Regions from separate parts of the Homo sapiens genome. Here regions 2 and 3 are each linked to region 1. A link is a loop called in an ENCODE intact Hi-C map of the cell type or tissue named here. Cell type or tissue: A673. All regions are shown on one strand.

Region 1 (2,500 bases):
ACCGTGTCTGCATTTGTGTGTGTTGGTTCATTTCAAACACACAGGGATTTACTCCTACAGATTTATCAATTCTCGCATTTGTCGCAAATTCTGGATAAAGGATGTTGTAGCTTGGTCATCTAGAGAATCATAGGCTTTCATATGCAGCAGCAAGAGAGTTTCTGAGAGGCTAGTGTCATTACCCAAACTAGAGTTTGCTTGCCTGTGAGAGGCCAAAGTTATAACCTAACCTATTATGTTCACATCCTTACTGGGGATCATTTAAGCCCATGGCTTCAAATCAGTTCAGTAAACATCTCTTAAACATCGGTTATTTGCAAGCTACTGTGTTGGGCATAGTGAATGCAAATCTAAGTACGGGAAGTACTATGCAATATAGTGGTTACATGTACAGGCTTTGGTGTCACATCTGGGTTAAATCTTTCATCTATCCCTTATTAGTTTAGACGTTTTCCTCATTTATAAGGGGTTGAGAATACCAATCTCCCAGGGTTGTTTTTAAGGCTAAATGAGACACTGTATGTAAAGCCCTGATCACTTGACACATGGCAGTCATTAATAAGACACAGTCCCTGCCTCAACTGGAGGATACAGGCATGGAAAAGAGATCATTTCCATGTCATGTAGTAAGGGAACTAGGCTCATTCTGGCAGAGTGGGAGGAAGAGGGCTTAGAGAAACCTTCCTGGAAAGGACACTCACTACTTGCCTTCGGTCTTGATGGATGAGGCAGTCATTCATGTAAAGTAGGGCAAGGGACCATATTTTCCCAGTGGAAGGACCAGCATGAGCAAATGCATACTGGAGAAAATGTATATGCTAAAAACTGCAAGAAATTCAGTGTTGTTAGGAACTCAAAGCCTTTGGATTGTGCTTACCTGTTAAGAGAGGCTGCTTGGAAATGGGCTGGCATTCTTTGGGCCTTTGTTTTTGTTCCCTCAGGGTAACTTAGTAGGTTCCACCTCCCCTTAGAAGGTGACATAGTCCAAGGAATACCAGTTCTTCTTTAATTTGCTTAGCTTCTGTTCTGAAAGGAAAGGTCATTTATGGGGAAAGGTCATGTCTGTCATTTAAGGAAAAGTCAAATGTGGATTTCCAGAGCTTTCCTTTTTGACTGTGTGACCTTATGCTATTTAGCCTGTGTCTCAGATTCCTCATCTATAAAATTTAAAATTTGGATAGTAATACTATTTACCTCATCTGAGATATTTCAGGATTAAGTGATACAATCCATGTAAAGTATTTGGAACAGTCCCTGGCACAACGCGTAAGCTCGATAAATGTTAATATTGATGCGTTAATTACTCTCAGGAGTATTTCCATTCAGAAGAAGGCAGAATTTAACTGAGAGTAATGGTGGACTTTTTCAGCATGATGTCATTTCCTATTTGGAACAGAGGTCAAGAGAAATAGTAAAAGGTGATCCTGTGCTTTCAATCTTCTCTTCCAGAGGATAATTTAGTGCTACCACACACACTGTAGTTGGAAAGGGAAGCACAGTTCCTAAATCATCATTCTGAGCCAACTTGTGCTCTTCTGTCACAGGGTCAGAAGCCTTTAAAGAAAAAGTCTTGGGAACAGATCCACCCCAACAGTCAGATCCTTTTTCTTATTCTTCTTCCCCTTCTCTATCCTCTTTTTCCTGGCTCACCTTTCCCTCCCTCCCTCCCTCCTTTCCTTCCTTCCTTCCTTCCTTCCTTCCTTCCTTCCTTCCTTCCTTCCTTCCTTCCTTCCTTCCTTCTGTTTTCACAAATTAGGGCACATGGCTTGGAGAACAGAGGACGGGGCGGATTTTAAATTCATAGCTAGGTGCCCTTGTGTAAGACAACTGGCACAATCATATGAAACAGCCCTTATTCCCTTCTGAATTCTTAACTTTTATTTGAGCCCACCCAATGGTGATTGTTTTGTTTTATTTCAAATTGTGGAAAATACATATAGCATAAAATTGACCATCTTAACCATTTTTAAGTGTACAGTTTAGTAGTGTTAAGTGTATTCACATTATTGTGAAGCTAATCTCCAGAACTTCTTCATCCTGCAAAACTGAAGCTCTGTACCTGTTAAAACAACAACTCCCCAGCCTTCTGTCCCCTGGCCCCTGACGACCAAATTCTACTTTCTGTCTCTATGAATCTGACTACTCTAGGTACCTTTATCAGTGGGATATCAGTATCTGTCCTTTTGTGACTGGCTTATTTAAACTGACTTAGTGTCCTTTAAGGTTCATCCATGTTGTAGCACGTGTCAGAATTTCCTTTCTTTTTAAGGATGAATAATTCCATTGTATGTATATTACAATTTGTTTACCCATTCATTATTGATGGACATTTGGGTTGCTTCTTTCTTTTGGCTGTTAGTAACAGTGCTGCTATGAACATGAACATGGGTGTACAAATATCTCTTTGAGACTCTGCTTTCAGTTCTTTGGGATTTATACCCAGAAGTGATATTGTAGGATCTTCTTTGAAGAACCACTGTGCTGTTTTCCATAGCGGCTG
Region 2 (2,500 bases), 290 kb after region 1:
GCCTGATCATGTCATTCCCCTGACAAAAGCCAGCCTGGCTTGGGAGACCCCACGTGATCTGGTCCCAGCCCCTGCCTCTCTCCAGAAATAGTTCTTGTAAGAGCTTCTCTTACATTGAAACTCAGAAGTTCCCATGGCTGTGTTCCCATAGCTGTGTCTTTACCCAAACTGTGCCCTCTGCTGGATATGTCCTTCTGCCTGGCTTCTGGCTAAAGCTGGCTGTCCCCTCTGGTCCTCTGGGAAGCCTTCCCCACCATCAGTCCTTACAGGGGACTGATGGACACCCCTTCCTCAGTGCTTCCGTTTTGTGGCCTGTGTGTTCCTGTTGCACTGCCAAATGCAAGTGGTGTGTTCATGTGTTCATCCCTGCCCCTCACAGAGCCACGTACACAGCTCTCAGCAGTTGACGCCATCCTCTGGTCACCTTCCACCCTGTTGAGGGCTTTTCCCTGGAAACAGGGGCTTCTGTCCCTTCATCTACTAAACAGCTTCTTTGGTTTCTTCTACTCAACAGCTTATTTTGTTTCTTCTACTGAACAGCGTGTCAATACTGCATTTGGAGGCAGGAGACGTGGGTTCACATTCCAGCCTCCCACATACTGCTGGGTGACCTGAGCCAACACACACACTCAAACACATATGCATATACACACATGCACACACATCCACACGAACAGCCCTGTGAGGCTCCTGGAGTAAGCGGGAGCACACATTTGACAAACAATTGTAAGGAACCCAAACATCTGACTGCTGGTCCACAGGTCCTTCTGCCACCCCCTAGTCAGACTGTAAGCCCCCTGGGGTCAAGGACGATGACCCACAACCTAAGAGTCTCAAATGAGGAAGCAGCCTTCAGTGGCAGCCTGTCAGCCCCGTGCACCAGCCAATGAAGTACATAGGATCTACACAGATATGTCCCATATCTATTAGTGTCTCAGGAGCCCCTCTGTTTAGCAAATGACAAGGAACTCAGGCCACTGAGTTCTGGGGCTCCAAAGAGAAACCTGTAGCTCCCCCTGGTGGCTGCAGCAAGTGCGTGCTCTCAGCCAGCTCCTGCGGATGGGAAATGCATCACATCCTGGTGGGGTTCACTTCTGTGGGATTTCTTTGGAGGACCTCAAGAAGAGTTCCCGGGGGCAGCAATAATCATGCAGGGAAAATAAAAACGTTGCAATGGAGGGGGCCCCAAGTAACCCTGCTATACATCTTTGAAGTGGGCGGAAAAATGATATAGTGAGGGTTTGGAAATGACAGATTGCAAATTTTTCTGATGTGAAGAACCTGAAGATATCACTCTTGTCAAATCAGAAAGGTCAGTCACCCTCAGCCTGGGGCTGTCCTTGGGTTGCTTCAGAACCATGTTCCCCATCCAAGGGTGGGGCTGGGCAGAGGGGCTCAGGCTCTGGGAGGCACCCAGAGCTTTGCTCTCAAATCTCTGCCCCGGGGCTCAGCTAGGATGCTGCAGCGGCTACAGCTGGGGGTTTCCCTTTCAGTGTTAAACGCTTTTGCTGTCTTAAACGAAACTTTTGGAGAAGGGACAACTTTCTAACCTCATCAGCCCTGCACTCTGCTCCATGGTCTGGAGGAGTTTGCATTTTGTAGTTTGAGTGGGGATGGGGAGGCAGGAGCAGGCCTGGGGCAGGGACAGCGTGGGGTCCAGAGACCCAGAGCAGCAAGACCCACAGGGCAGGACAGGAAGGCTGTGGAAAGGGAGAGGGGAGCTGCAAAGACCCGAAGACCCGTTGTCTTTACTTTCCTCTTGCCTGCAGGGATTGTCACTGGTCTAGAGTTCATTTTTGGAGTCTTGGATTAGTGTTTCCCAAATTTTGATCATTCAACTATTATTATTATTATAACAGCTAACGTGAACTGAGTTCTTGGTAAGTACCAGATGCTATACAAGTAATATATTCATGAAGTATTATTTTATATTGTGTATAACTTATTTAATTTTCTTCTTTCTTTCTTTTTTTTTTTTTTTTTTTTTGATGGAGTCTTGCTCAGTCACCCAGGCTGGAGTGCAGTGGCGGGATCTTGGCTCACTGTAAGCTCCGCCTCCTGGGTTCACGTCATTCTCCTGCCTCAGCCTCCTGAGTAGCTGGGACTACAGGCACCCACCACCACGCCCGGCTAATTTTTTTTGTATTTTTAGTAGAGGCGAGGTTTCACCATGTTAGCCCGGATGATCTCGATCTCCTGACCTTGTGATCCACCCGCCTCGGCCTCCCAAAGTGCTAGGATTACAGGCATGAGCCACCGCGCCCGGCCTTTAATTTTCATAACAATGCTATGAAGCAGGAAATATTATTTCCATTTTGGAAATGAGAATTTATGTATATAATAATTTATAAATAATAATATATGATATACTTATTTAATATTTTCCTTTGAATTTCATCCTCTTACCAAGTAATTTTATTTACTATAATTTTTTTTTTTTTTTTTTTTTGAGACAGAATCTCACTGTTGCCCATGCTGGAGTGCAGTGGCACGATCTCGG
Region 3 (2,500 bases), 200 kb after region 1:
TTTTCTTAGCCATTTTTCAATAGTCTACACAGTGTTTATGTTTCCTTTTATTTGTGTATAGTGGAGTAGAGGGGAGGTTTTTTTATTCAAATAGAAGAAGCTAAAACTCAAATGCAATGTCAGATCTCAGAATAAACTGACCCAATTTCTGAAACCCAATAAACACATTTCATTTGTAATATTCTTTATTATATAGCTCTATGAAAAGTAATTTGTGACTTTCGATCTTAAAAGAGAGTTTTAAAAATACACAGTAAATTGAAAGAAAAACTACTACATTTAAAACAGTATTTTCCTGAAAACATAGAATGAAAATGCAAGTATTTTGTGCATGGCAGCTGTTTTTAAGGAACCAATGTTATATATGGTGAATTTTGTGGAAGACTATGTCTCTTAAAATATTTCTTATAAATAACATGGCTTTTAATAGCTGGAATCTGAGTGGATTTTCCATGATGACTTAATGTTGTGCAGAATTATAAAAAGCTAAAAAACGAAGCTTAAGAAAATGATCACCCACATTTCAGAATCTTTGGCCGAGCTGAAATCGTAGTTCACGCATTGTCAGTGTTGCTTTTGCTGTGAGAATAGTCCGGTTTCCTGAACCTCCTTGTGCCAGTGTATTTTAGATTCTGTAAATGTGTGCAGTCCAGCCTGCACTAGAGGAATAAGATAATATCCTACAAGGTACAAGCTACAAGGCTCCCTAGCATTGCATTGTGGTCCGGGAGGTAAGCCGTGTACTGGGATGCCTGTGCTGCAGTCACTCAGCTAAAGAAAATATTGCTGAGCATAGACATAGATCTTTGCCCAGCCATTGTTACCTATGTTAAAAAGGAATTCTTGTTCATGTTGAGAGCAAATCAGCATCTAGAGGCTGATGTCAGATTTTCAAACATAGTAGTATTCTGTTGTTTAACAATGTAAATAATTAAATCTACTTTTTCCACAAATAGAAGTGGACCCAAATTGACAAACTTAATACGTTCTTTGAGCTAAAATGAAGTTTTGAAAAAGTACCCAAAACAAAAAGAATTGAGCTTTGTTCTGCCTTTATTATATTTTAAAATAATGCTAGAATCGGTAGTAATATAGAAAGTTTCACCTTAGGTTTGAAACTTTATTTTGTGAAGTTTTGGACAAGTGTATTAAAAATTTGTGAAGTTTTGGACAAGTGTATTAAAATCTCCTGAAAAATAGGGTTTCCAAAAGAAACAATCAAAACTACCTCTGCTGTAATGCCACTACTGTTCACTGCAGTAACTGTATAAAGGGCTTGGAAAAAAATAAGAATCCTTATTTTTACACCAGAGAAAATATAAAAGGAACTTCCTCTTTGGAGTTTGTCCAGGAAACGACTTTATAAAGACAAATTTAAATCTTTCTGTTTTCTGTCCTTGAAGGCGGTAAATATGGTTGCGGTTTTATCCATTTTTATTGTAAATGAAACAGAGTTCAGACCGTCCGGCTGTGCGTCATTTGTTGGATGGCTGCCACAGACTAATGCAGACATCCCACTGGGAGACCAGAGAAGAACTATACTTTGATTCACCAGATTGTGTTAAATAGTCCAGCTGTTGCGATTTGAAAGATAGTTACCTCAGAAGTGAAATAGAAATGAACTTGGCATTTATGCCTCAAACCATTTTTATACTGTTTGGCAATCAGCTTTTCAGAGGTAGCATTTTATAAAATAACTCTCACCGCTTAAAAGTTCATTCACTGTAATGTTCAAAATGTCCCACCTTTATATTATCAGTAAAATTAAGCTTGAGTGATATGCAGAATTTGCATGAAATAAGCATTTCCCCCTTCATTTCATGAGCTTTGATTGTATTCAATTGAGCTCAGAACCACGTCTATTAGGGCTCTTTTGGGCATTAGTTAATTTGAATTGCAGCCGAAATGTTAGCTAGAATGTTGTTGAATATAGTTGGAACGTGGAAAGTTGATTTTGAAAGGAATTTCATTGAATGCAAACGATGTCCTTTTTAAAAATTAGAATGCTGCATTTTCATCTCTTGTAACACAGTCTGAGAAATCACTGAGTCCTGTAAAGTTCAGCGTTGGCATGGCCATTGCCATTGTTCTGATTCTTCTGGTACCAGTATGGTTTGGAGTCAGGTCTTTCCTTTTACTAGTAAGTTGCCCCACCTGCTCAGGCCCCACGTTTGGGCTCTCTTGCAGTAGGGGCACAATAGCTGCTTTCTAAAAGGTCACCCAAGTTTTACTTGGGCACCAGGCTTCATAGAGTGGCATAACTTGGTATATTTCTCGTAGCTTTTATTTTGCTTTTTGGTTTTTGGTTTTGTCTTGAAATAGCCTTTGAGCACATAGTCTAATATGACCCGTGAAAAATATCTATATGAATGGATCATAAATGACAACCAGTATGTTGTGGTAAGAAAAAATTATTGGACAGGAAATCAGGATTCCACTAGTTTAGTCCTGTGTCTGCTGTTAACAAGTTGTATGCTGATTTAACCTCACTGTTCCTTGG

Evidence for each region. Peaks named below come from ENCODE experiments on the same cell type or tissue, not always from the same donor. Only the 100,000 strongest peaks of a DNase experiment are listed, where the experiment ranks them.
Region 2: a loop joins it to region 1, with 4 times the contacts of the local background. A loop is called at or near these places in 2 of 110 quality-filtered maps.
Region 3: it touches region 1 in a loop (7-fold over the local background); 2 of 110 quality-filtered maps call a loop at or near these places.

The regions. Positions count from the first base shown.
Region 1 is chr10:117,089,994-117,092,493 of GRCh38, reverse strand. It overlaps a transcript of SHTN1 not described here. Among named protein-coding and RNA genes, the nearest start is that of VAX1, 47 kb to the left of the region's middle. In A673, no CTCF peak of the experiment used is centred here; a DNase peak (open chromatin) is centred at 1,463; H3K4me3 peaks cover 449 bases; H3K27ac peaks cover 2,500 bases.
Region 2 is chr10:116,795,633-116,798,132 of GRCh38, reverse strand. It overlaps a transcript of HSPA12A not described here. Among named protein-coding and RNA genes, the nearest start is that of MIR9851, 31 kb to the left of the region's middle. In A673, a CTCF peak has its summit at 1,037 (motif pointing left); a DNase peak (open chromatin) is centred at 992.
Region 3 is chr10:116,890,400-116,892,899 of GRCh38, reverse strand. All of the region lies in intron 16 of SHTN1 (shootin 1), which reads left to right. It also overlaps a transcript of ENO4 not described here. Among named protein-coding and RNA genes, the nearest start is that of ENO4, 42 kb to the right of the region's middle. In A673, no CTCF peak of the experiment used is centred here; a DNase peak (open chromatin) is centred at 1,489; H3K4me3 peaks cover 96 bases; H3K27ac peaks cover 1,122 bases.